Regions from separate parts of the Homo sapiens genome. Here region 2 is linked to region 1. Evidence: read pairs that join two places in POLR2A ChIA-PET (ENCODE). Cell type or tissue: GM12878. All regions are shown on one strand. Each heading gives the region's core, and the rest is flanking DNA. Links, peaks and the distances in the headings are about the cores only.

What was found. ChIA-PET counts read pairs that join two places held together with the same protein. Peaks named below come from ENCODE experiments on the same cell type or tissue, not always from the same donor. Only the 100,000 strongest peaks of a DNase experiment are listed, where the experiment ranks them.
Region 2: POLR2A ChIA-PET joins it to region 1 with 6 read pairs; 2 of 35 experiments call an interaction of 5 or more read pairs at or near these places.

What each region holds. Positions count from the first base shown.
Region 1 is chr12:94,124,721-94,133,324 of GRCh38, forward strand. LOC124902986 (a long non-coding RNA gene) reads left to right here. Exons shown (of 2, transcript XR_007063409.1): 2 at 1,144-1,750. Among named protein-coding and RNA genes, the nearest start is that of PLXNC1, 20 kb to the right of the region's middle. In GM12878, for the core only: no CTCF peak of the experiment used is centred there; no DNase peak of the experiment used is centred there.
Region 2 is chr12:94,487,591-94,490,090 of GRCh38, forward strand. All of the region lies in intron 2 of LOC102724960 (a long non-coding RNA gene), which reads left to right. Among named protein-coding and RNA genes, the nearest start is that of LNCHR1, 7.6 kb to the right of the region's middle. In GM12878, for the core only: no CTCF peak of the experiment used is centred there; a DNase peak (open chromatin) is centred at 1,001; H3K27ac peaks cover 755 bases.

The DNA.
Region 1 (8,604 bases), core at 3,052-5,551:
AACTTTCGACTGTGAGTGAGGGAAAGCATGTCTGAGCTGGGCTTTTAAGCTGAGACCTGCAGGATGAGAGGGAGCCAGCCTGCGGAAGGTTGCGCCAGGCAGCAGCAACAATCATACAAAGACTAAGACATGAAAACTCTAGAACATAAGTTTCGACCCTTCTCCTTTTTCCCAGCTCCTAAGGTTTCGCTTCATCCTGGCTTCTTTGTTATTTCCACTAGTAAAGTACGAGAAGCACTCAGCACCACACCTGGCATAACTAACACTTCTCATGTGCCAGGTGCTACTGGAAGTGTGTTATGTGCATTAACTCATTTAATCCTCATAACCACCCAAGGATGGAGGGTCTATTCATGTCCCTATTTCACAGATGAAGAAACTGCACAAGTCACTATGCAATAATGGCCACGATTATTATTGGAATTAGTAATTTCATCAATAATAGCACAGTGACAATTTTCAGACTTCTGGCAGACTTAATTTTGTTTATTTCTGACCTTTACACTGCTCATTGAGAGCCTCTTTAGTAGACTTCTTCCGTGTACTTTGCAAATTGTAAAAGCTTGTTTCTTTTAAAAAATCCATTATTAATGTTATTGGTGGAAAACTTTTTTAACACTGCTGGTCAGGCTTTATAGAAAAATCCCTTTCTGTATCCTCCCTCATCAGCAATACTTCTCCGAATTCCCTTCGATTCAGCAAAGGTTTATTAAGAACCTGCTAATTGCCTGGCATGACTCTGGAGATGCCAGCTCCAAAAATTCAAAGTCAAGGAAAAAAACCACACAAATAGCTGTAATAGAATAGGATATAGGCTCTGCTTGTCTTATAATCAAAATACAAATGCAAGTGATTGGGAAAAAGTATGATCTAGAGTCAAGGAGACAGCTACCCAGAAGGTGTTTTCTTAGACTTACTTTTTTTTTTTTTTAAATAAATATGTAAGTGGTCAAAAGCCTTTTTAATATGAAGATGTGATAGCTCCATATTTTATAATGTGTTGCCCTCATAAATTTGGTCTTAGAATTGTTCTGTTTTGTTTTTTCCAAATCCCCCGGTTTTTTCACTAATGACGACCTACTGTTTAGATGTAGATTGTTCTATTGTCGAATGAATTTTACCTTTTTTCCTTTTAATTTACAGGTATGAAAGCTAATCTTTGAAGACACACTTAATCAGCGAAATGGTGATTGTTGAAGGAGAATTGTGGCCTGATGCGCTAATTTCTAAGTTAAAAAGGAACATCATTTTCGCAACAATAAAGTAGTGATCTGCCCTTCCACGCAGTGTTAAGACACTTCCCACAACTCCTTCACCCTTCTCATTTAGGTAAGTACTAAAATAAACAGGAAAAGGGAACTGTACCTCTTATACCTATGCAACTGGCCCAGTGAATTGATTTCAAGTTTGCATTTGTGAGAAAAAAAAAAAGATGACTTCCTTATTTATATTTTAGTGGGCACAAAATTCCCCTTCCAGAGAGCCCTGTCTTTATCCCTCAGCCATTTTCAAAGAGCACTTTCATGCAAAGAGCAAACAGCTTCTCTAGGCGGAGAGTTTGAATTTCCTCTTCCTGAACCATTTCCTATATCTGAACTGCCCACATCTTATGGGGCAAGAACATCACAAGAGGATGTAAAGGATCCAGCAAGCTACTAACTCAGCAGACAACACAATAATGCCAGTCTTAGAGAACTAAGTGCTAAGGAGAGTTCATGGCAATGAATTCAATAAAGGTCTTTTCCAACCAGCAGCCTGATAGGACCCTTTCTCTCTTCTTGTTGTTGAACCTATCTATATAAGAACACATTTTTTTAAAGATGCATGATATAAATTGTGATTTAATTGCTTGAATAGGTGGGACATGACCTCCCAGAGCTGTGTGCATCAATGTCAAGAAAACACGTAGGGGCCCTAGTTCTCAACATGGTTGCCATGTGGTAGAGGGACCTCATAACAGCAGTTTCTAACCTGGTCTGTGAACTTGGATGGCAAAATAAAATGACATCTTTATTTTCTCTTACCTCTAACTGAAATTTAACATTCCCTGCAATTACAAATATAGGCAACAAACTAGAATAGTATCAGTAGCACCTGTGACTTTTTGTCACCAAGAGAAATCACACATCTTTCAAATCGCATGACAGTTGTTGCAGCTATCTTGATTTATACTTATTGTTACTTCAGATAATGATTAAGTATTAGAGATGTTACTAGTTTTTGTTATTTAAACTGTTATTAAATAACACTTTACCATGCCATATTTTAAAAATTATTTTGTAGCTGTATTTCAACATAGTTTACAGCTTTTGTAATTCTATTTATTATATTTTTATGCATTTTAAAACATTCTGAGGAAAGTCCATAGATTTCACCACACTGTCAAAGGGGTTCATGCCCCCCGCTGCCATGTTAAGTATGCCTTAGGAGACTCTCAGTATTGACCCACTGCAAGCACAGTTTCCATGCAGTGAAGGGCTCGAAAATGATCCATTTAGTGCATTTCACTGTGCCTTTCATACAGTTTTAGTTACCTCTTTTCCAATAACACATCTTATCAAAAACCTCAAATGCAGTACAATTGTAAAATATGGAATCGTTTGATCTTCAAATCGCTGGTTAAAACTGCATCAGCTTTCAGCTATTCAAGAGCTGACTATCTAAGCTGTGAATTATCAAGGTCCCCTTTTCTCCCTGGTTTCCTCTTTGGCTGTTTACCATGTGGTTCTTTTACTACTGGGTCACAGGTGCACCAACAGATAGGCAGGGCTCCCCGAGGAAATGACATTCAAATCTGACAATTTTCCTACATCACTAAGAAGTTGTGGACCGGTGGAGGTTGAAAGTGTTGATTAAATTAAGGCTTGGAATTACCTGTGGATTTTAATTACCATTCTACCACTGTCCCAGTGTCCTCTGTCTCCCCACCGCCACGCTCTCCTGTAGCTCTAATGAGACACTTATCAGATGCTATTTTTGTTTGTTAGTTATCTTTGCTCTGCATACGGTCTTCCCACAGAAACTGTGTTCTCCTTCTCTTGTGTTGCCCCTGGTGCTTGGCAGACAATAGATCCCCCATAAATAGGTGTGGCTGAACTGAATCACTGTCTATGGTACATACCCAGTGGTCCTTCATGGTTGAAGATGTCAGTGCTAACATGATGATTTTCTATATTGGATTTCTTACGTCTATTTGGATTTTATTACGCAACATTTCTTCTACAAATGCTGAACACTATGTACCAGGCATCATACTAGATATTAGAGACAAAGATGAATATAATATGAACTTCCTTCAAGGAGTTCTGAGGTCACAGGGACACTAGACAAATACATATCGCGATGGAGTGTAACAAGAGCAAGTGTAGGCATATGGACTAGGTATGTCGGTGACACCCAGAAAGGGCTGGTCATTTCTGGAGAATGAAAATGAGAGTCAGAGAAGATGCTGGAGTGGGAACCCAAAGCATGGGTTGGATTTAGGCAATGGCAAGAGGGACGGGGAGAATTCCAGCATCAGAGAACTGTGACTCTTTTAGGATGTAACAATACACAAGCATTCTTTACGTACCGGACACTCATTTCTTCCCTGCTAAGAGAACCTAGTTGTGTATCTGGGATAATCTTAAGGAAGGTAAGTTCCTCCTCCAGACTTGGGCTTATGAGCCAATCATGAGCCAATTATGGTCATTCTTTTTCTCTTCACCAGACATTGGTATAGTGTGGGCATGTGACCACATTCTGGTCAATGACGTCTAAGGGGGAAGTCTGCTCAGGGATTTCTGTTTGGGCAAAAAAAAAAGACAGAGTCTTGCTAGGAGAAAGTAGCCTTCCCCTCGTTTTGAAAACAAATACAATGTTTACAGTTGTGGCAGTTATCTTGTGACAGGAGAAAGATATTAAAAGCCTGGAGGGGCTCTTTAATAGTAACACTGAATAGCAACCAGTACTAGCAACTGGGCTCCTTCTTGTGCAAGAAAAGATTAACCTCTACTTGCCTATGTTCTAAGTAATTAGGGGTTTTTTCCCCTTATAGCTAAACACATCACAACCGATGTATACAGCTTCTGAAAACTATTTTGCACAGGTCTCCCCAGTGGGTATCAATGGGGTCACAACTAATACCCCCTGAGTTTTTCTGCCTGATTATCCCTAACTTGTATAACTCTAGGACTCAACCTCTTCCTCCTTCAATCTCTCCAGTCATTTTGGGGAGTCCCCAGGGGAATATCTTTGAGAATGTAGCTTCTTCCCTGATTCTCTCTATCCTCCCTTTGATGCAAGGAGAGTAAGAAAGCCCTTCTCTCTGACTCTGTGTTTCACTCTGCCACTAGACCCGAAGGTGAATGGGTCTAGCTCCATTCATGGAATGGGACCCCAAGATAAATGCCCTGAATGTCATCAACTTTTGGTCAGCGTATACCTTCTAGCTGCTGACTACCCCTGCTCTCTATTAAGGAATGTCTGAGGAATAGTAAGCATACTAATTTCATCTACTTTCCTTTGTGTCTTTCCATAGAAGGCTAGCATCAACCTCTTCCTTTAGACAGACCAAAACAGCAACAATCATCTGCAGGCTTATCAGCCTGTGCCAATAGATCCCCAGAGTTCAGATTAGCTGGCCCCAAGGAGCTACTCTTCATCTAGCTCAGCCCAGAGCCCAGTCACATGTGCACATGAAGGAATGGAAGACACAATATTGCAAAAATGGTCAGGCAGGGACCTTATATATCAAGCTAAGAAATATAAGCTGTATCCTCTAAGTCAGGGCTTCCCAATAAGTGTTCCATAGAGTGTTGAGATACTACCCTGCCCTCTCAGCCCTTGGGACTGCTGGGTGGAACCTGACAGAGGGAGCTCCTAGGCTGGTCACCTCTGGCAGCCAGTGCCCTTGTTTGGTGTAGGAAGGTATTGCCAAGAAGAGTGGGGCCCAATGAAGCCATGGTATAAAACAATTGGGAAACAATGGGGAGTCATTGAAGGATTTTTAACAGGAAGTAATCCCATCAGCTTTCCATATCGGAAGACAATGAAAGGGCAATGCAAAGGCTGGGTTGGAGGAGGTGGGCAATGAACCTGGGACCAGGACCACCAGTCTCACCTAAAATAGCCTAGTGATGAAATGATGAGAGGGCAAGCTAAGGAGTAGGAAAGAGAGAGGAGGGAGGATCTGGGAAATAAGAAATCTTTTTTTTTTAATTATACTTTAAGTTCTAGGGTACATGTGCACAACATGTAGGTTTGTTACATATGTATACATGTGCCATGTTGGTGTGCTGCACCCGTTAACTCGTCATTTACATTAGGTATATCTCCTAATGCTATCCCTCCTCCCTCCCCAACCCCACGACAGGCCCCGGTGTGTGATGTTCCCCACCCTGTGTCCAAGTGTTCTCATTGTTCAATTCCCACCTATGAGTGAGAACATACAATGTTTGGTTTTCTGTCCTTGTGATAGTTTGCTGAGAATGATGGTTTCCAGCTTCATCCATGTCCCTACAACTCATCCTTTTTTATGGCTTCATCCATGTCCATGAACTCATCCTTTTTATGGCTGCATAATATTCCATGATGTATATGTCCCACATTTTCTTAATCCAGTCTATCATTGATGGACATTTGGGTTGGTTCCAAGTCTTTGCTATTGTGAATAGTGCCGCAATATACATATGTGTGCATGTGTCTTTATAGCAGCATGATTTATAATCCTTTGGGTATATGCCTAGTAATGGGATGCTGGGTCAAATGGTATTTCTAGTTCTAGATCCTTGAGGGATCGCCACACTGTCTTCCACAATGGTTAAACTAGTTTACAGTCCCACCAACAGTGTAAAAGCATTCCTGTTTCTCCACATCCTCTCCAGCACCTGTTGTTTCCTGACTTTTTAATGGTCACCATTCTAACTGTTGTGAGATGGTATCTCATTGTGGTTTTGATTTGCATTTCTGTGATGGCCAGTGATGATGAGCATTTCTTTCTTGTGTCTGTTGGCTGCATAAATGTCTTCTTTTGTGAAGTGTCTGTTCATATCCTTTGCCCAATTTTTGATGGGGTTGTTTGATGGGATTTTTTCTTGTAAATTTGTTTAAGTTCTTTGTAGATTCTGGATATTAGCACTTTGTCAGATGGGTAGATTGCAAAAATATTCTCCCATTCTGTAGGTTGCCTGTTCACTCTGATGGTAGTTTCTTTTGCTGTGCAGAAGCTCTTTAGTTTAATTAGATCCCATTTGTCTATTTGGCTTTTGTTGCCATTGCTTTTGGTGTTTTATTCATGAAGTCCTTGCCCATGCCTATGTCCTGAATGGTATTGCCTAGGTTTTCTTCTATGGTTTTTATGGTTTTAGGTCTAACATATAAGTCTTTAATCCATCTTGAATTAATTTTTGTATAAGATGTAAGGAAGGGATCCAGTTTCAGCTTTCTACATATGGCTAGTCAGTTTTCCCAGCACCATTTATTAAATAGGGAATCCTTTCCCCATTTCTTGTTTTTGTCAGGTTTGTCTAAGATCAGATGGTTATAGATGTGTGCTATTATTTCTGGGGGCTCTAATCTGTTCCATTGGTCTATATCTCTGTTTTGGTACCAGTACCATGCTGTTTTGGTTACTGTAGCCTTGTAGTATAGTTTGAAGTAGTATAGTAGTGTGATGCCTCCAGCTTTCTTCTTTTGGCTTAGGATTGTCTTGGCAATGCGGGCTCTTTTTTGGTTCCATATGAACTTTAAAGTATTTTTTTCCAATTCTGTGAAGAAAGTCATTGGTAGCTTGATGGGGATGGCATTGAATCTATAAATTACCTTGGGCAGTATGGCCATTTTCACAATATTGATTCTTCCTATCCATGAGCATGGAATGTTCTTCCATTTGTTTGTGTCCTCTTTTATCTCGTTGAGCAGTGGTTTGTAGTTCTCCTTGAAGAGGTCCTTCACATCCCTTGTAAGTCAGATTCCTAGGTATTTTATTCTCTTTGAAGCAATTGTGAATGGGAGTTCACTCATGATTTGGCTCTCTGTTTGTCTGTTATTGGTGTATAGGAATGCTTGTGATTTTTGCACATTGATTTTGTATCCTGAGACTGCTGAAATTGCTTATCAGCTTAAGAAGATTTGGGGCTGAGATTATGGGGTTTTCTAAATATACAATCATGTCATCTGCAAACAGGAACAATTTGACTTCCTCCTTTCCTAATTGAATACCCTTTATTTCTTTCTCTTGCCTGATTGCCCTGGCCAGAATTTCCAACACTATGTTGAATAGGAGTGGTGAGAGAGGGCATCTCTGTCTTGTGCCAGTTTTCAAAGGGAATGCTTCCAGTTTTTGCCCATTCTGTATTATATTGGCTGTGGGTTTGTCATAAATAGCTCTTATTATTTTGAGATACGTCCCATCAATACCTAGTTTATTGAGAGTTTTTAGCATGAAGGGCAGTTGAATTTATCGAAGGCCTTTTCTGCATCTGTTGAGATAATCATGTGGTTTTTGTCTTTGGTTCTGCTTATATGACGGGTTACATTTATTGATTTGCATATGTTGAACCAGCCTTGCATCCCAGGGATGAAGCCAACTTGATCGTGGTGGATAAGCTTTTTGGTGTGCTGCTGGATTCAGTTTGCCAGTATTTTATTGAGGATTTTTGCATCAATGTTCATCAGGGATATTGGTCTAAAATTCTCTTTTTTTGTTGTGTCTTTACCAGGCTTTGGTATCAGGATGATGTTGGCCTCATAAAATGAGTTAGGGAGGATTCCCTCTTTTTCTATTGATTGGAATAGTTTCAGAAGGAATGGTACCAGCTCCTCTTTGTACCTCTGGTACAATTCGGCTGTGAATCTGTCTGGTCCTGGACTTTTTTTGGTTGGTAGACTATTAATTATTGCCTCAATTTCAGAACCTGTTATTGGTCTATTCAGAGATTCAACTTCTTCCTGGTTTAGTCTTGGGAGGGTGTAGGTGTCCAGGAATTTATCCATTTCTTCTAGATTTTCTAGTTTTTTTTTTGTATAGAGGTGTTTATAGTATTCTCTGATGGTAGTTGGTAGGAAATAAGAAATCTTATAACAAGAAATCAAGCCCATGATTCAGATCAGCAGGCTTGCTGGTTGATTAAATATAGAAGGTGAGGGAAGTATCTAGGATGACTTCCACCTTCTGGTTTGAAAACCTGGATGGGCAGTGGTGCCACCGAAGGAGACTAGGAACATGTGGAGAAAAGGTATGGAAGAAAATTGACTTGACTTGAAGTATGTATGGAATGTACAAGGGAAATGACCAGTAGGCATTTAGACATGTAGATCTAAAATTCAGGGCCTAAAGTTCAGAGATCAAGAGATCACTTTTGTGTAGATTTTTTAGAGTCATCAGCAGGTAAGTAATGATGGAAGCCCGTGGTGTGCATTGGTGATACTGACCAGGGAGAATACTACAGGAATGAGAGGATGCCAAAGACAGAAGAAGGGATTGATGTCAAAGGACCAAGAGTGAGCTGAGGACTCAGTTCTAGAGAGCCTCAACAGTCAGTCTCTCTCTCTCTCTGTGTCTCTATCTGTCTCTCTCTCTCTCTCTCTCTCTCTCATATCTCTCTCTCTCTCTCTCATATCTCT
Region 2 (2,500 bases), core at 1-2,500, 360 kb after region 1:
AATTTTATGTACTTTTGTGAATGTTATGTTTCATAAGATTTTTCAAAAATTGCGATTAAGGAAGTTGCCTCTTGGTATAGCAGAAAGAATTGGGTTTTGGAAATAAAAGATGCAAGAGATGCTTATATATTTTGGCTACTAATAAAGAAAGGTTTTCTGTATTTGAAAAAAAAAGATTCATGATTCAAGTTCTCTGTGTTAACCTACTGTGCGGTTTGGGGGCCAAAAAAATAGTTGTAATACTACCTTCTGTAAAGCATAAACTGTAAAGTGGTATGCAAATGTTGGCCACTATTATTTTTTTCTTTTCTTTTCTTATTTATTTATTTATTTTGAGACAGAGTCTCACTCTGTTGCCCAGGCTGGAGTGCCAAGGTGCGATATCAGCTCACCGCAACCTCCACCTCCCAGGTTCAAGTGATTCTCCTGCCTCAGCCTCCCAAGTAGCTGGGATTACAGGTGCCTACCACCATGCCCAGCTAATTTTTGTATTTTTAGTAGAGACAGGGTTTCACCATGTTAGCCAGGCGGGTCTCGAACCCTCGACCTCAGGTGATCTGCCCTCCTTTTGGCCTCCAAAAGTGCTGGGATTACAGGTGTGAGCCACCACGCCCAGCTGACCACTGCTATTATTGCACAGGAACAACATATATATCTGCTTAAAAGTTTCTCTCCTAATTAACCTGTTTGTGACCTTTAAGCATACTTCATAGAATTCCTGAAACCATTATGTTTTTCTTTGTTTTTTGTTTTTTGTTTTTTTACTTCCAAAATACTTGGGGTTAAATTTCTTACATGGTGTTAATAACTCTGTTTTGTTATACATTACTTTTCTGTTATACATTACTTCTCCGAATAGTATTTAATCATCTGATTTATTTTCTTTAAACTGCCTCAAGTTATACGTGTCTTAATATTTATGACCTCAAATACTTTGTAGAAAAAGAAGAAATGGGTAAGTTATATATAAACAGTTAAGGATTCTGACAGGATGGGAGAAAACGTGGCCCTTACATGTCTTCTCTCTAAAGGTTGTGAGGCACATTGTGGCAGTCTCACTTCCCCCTTTCTGCAGCACATCACCCTCAGATAAATAAATAAAGCAGAGGACTTTCATTTCCAGCCAGTTGTCATAGCAACTTTTGACTATCCAGAGAAGAAGGAATTCTCATATCTTAAGCCCTGACTCCAGAAGAGCTAAAAAGACACAAAGACTAAAAGGAACATTAAAGAATGATTTGCAAGATGTGATAAAATTGAATATCTGTTATTCAGAACTTTTCCAGTATATGTATGTGCTTTTTCCCCTGACATATTTATATTTCTTCTTATAGAATTCAGAACTCAACAGCAATAGACTAATAGCTACCATTTATCACTTATTACATGCCAGATGCATAGAACATTACATATATTGTTTTTTAATACACCCAACAACACTGTCGGTGTTATACTATTTTTATCCACATTTTACAGATGAGGAGCTTGAGTTTAGATAGATGGAGCAGTTTACTCAAAGTCACAGGATAAGTGCTCATCCTCTCAGCCTTCAACACAGTTGATCACTTCTTAAAACATTCTCCACTTTTCTGCATTTTTCTCCTGCTTTATTGGCCAAACACTTTTCTGACTCTCTTGGTTCTGTCTGATCTGTAAATGATAGAATGCCTAGAACTTACACTCTTCTCTATCCAGTTAATATCTTCCTTTCCTATGGCTTTAAATGTTTTCTATATGTTGACAATCCCCACATGGATATCTCCTTCCCAGATATTGCACATGCATTTCAGATTCTGGTATGCAAGTGTTCACTGACACTTAGATATCTAATAGGTATTTTAAAGGTAATAAATCTAAAACAGTTCCTGTCTGTATATCTTACCTATCTCAGTAAATGTCAGCACTGTCTAACCCAGATGCTTAAGCCAAAATCCCTAAGAGTCATCCTTGATTTATTTTCCCCTCACACCCCCACTACCCTGTCCCAGGACTGCTAATGTATAAATAAGTAATTTCAGAATTATCCACAAAATCTATCTTAAGTCTACTTCATTTCACCTCCATTGCCACCACTTTAATGAAGGCCACCATCTTTTCCTGGACTCCTGTCTGAGTCCATTTTGTGCTGCTATAACAGAATACCACAGACTGGTTAATTTATAATGAACAGAAATGTATTGGCTCACAATTTTGGAGGCTGGGAATTCCAAGATCAAGAGGCAAACATCTGGCAAGGGCCTTCTTGCTGTGTCATACCATGACAGAAGAGCAAAGAGAGGGCAAGAGAGAGAGTAAAAGAGGGTCAAGTTCCCCCTTTTATAATGAACCTTCTCCCTTGAAAATGGCATGAATCCATTCTCTCCACCTTCCTGGCCTAATCACATTTCACTGGGCCCATCTCCTAACACTGTTGCATTGGGGATTAAGTTTTCAACACATGTTTTTGGGAGGACACATTCAAACCATAGCAACTCCTAACCAGGAACTTTCTAACCCATAT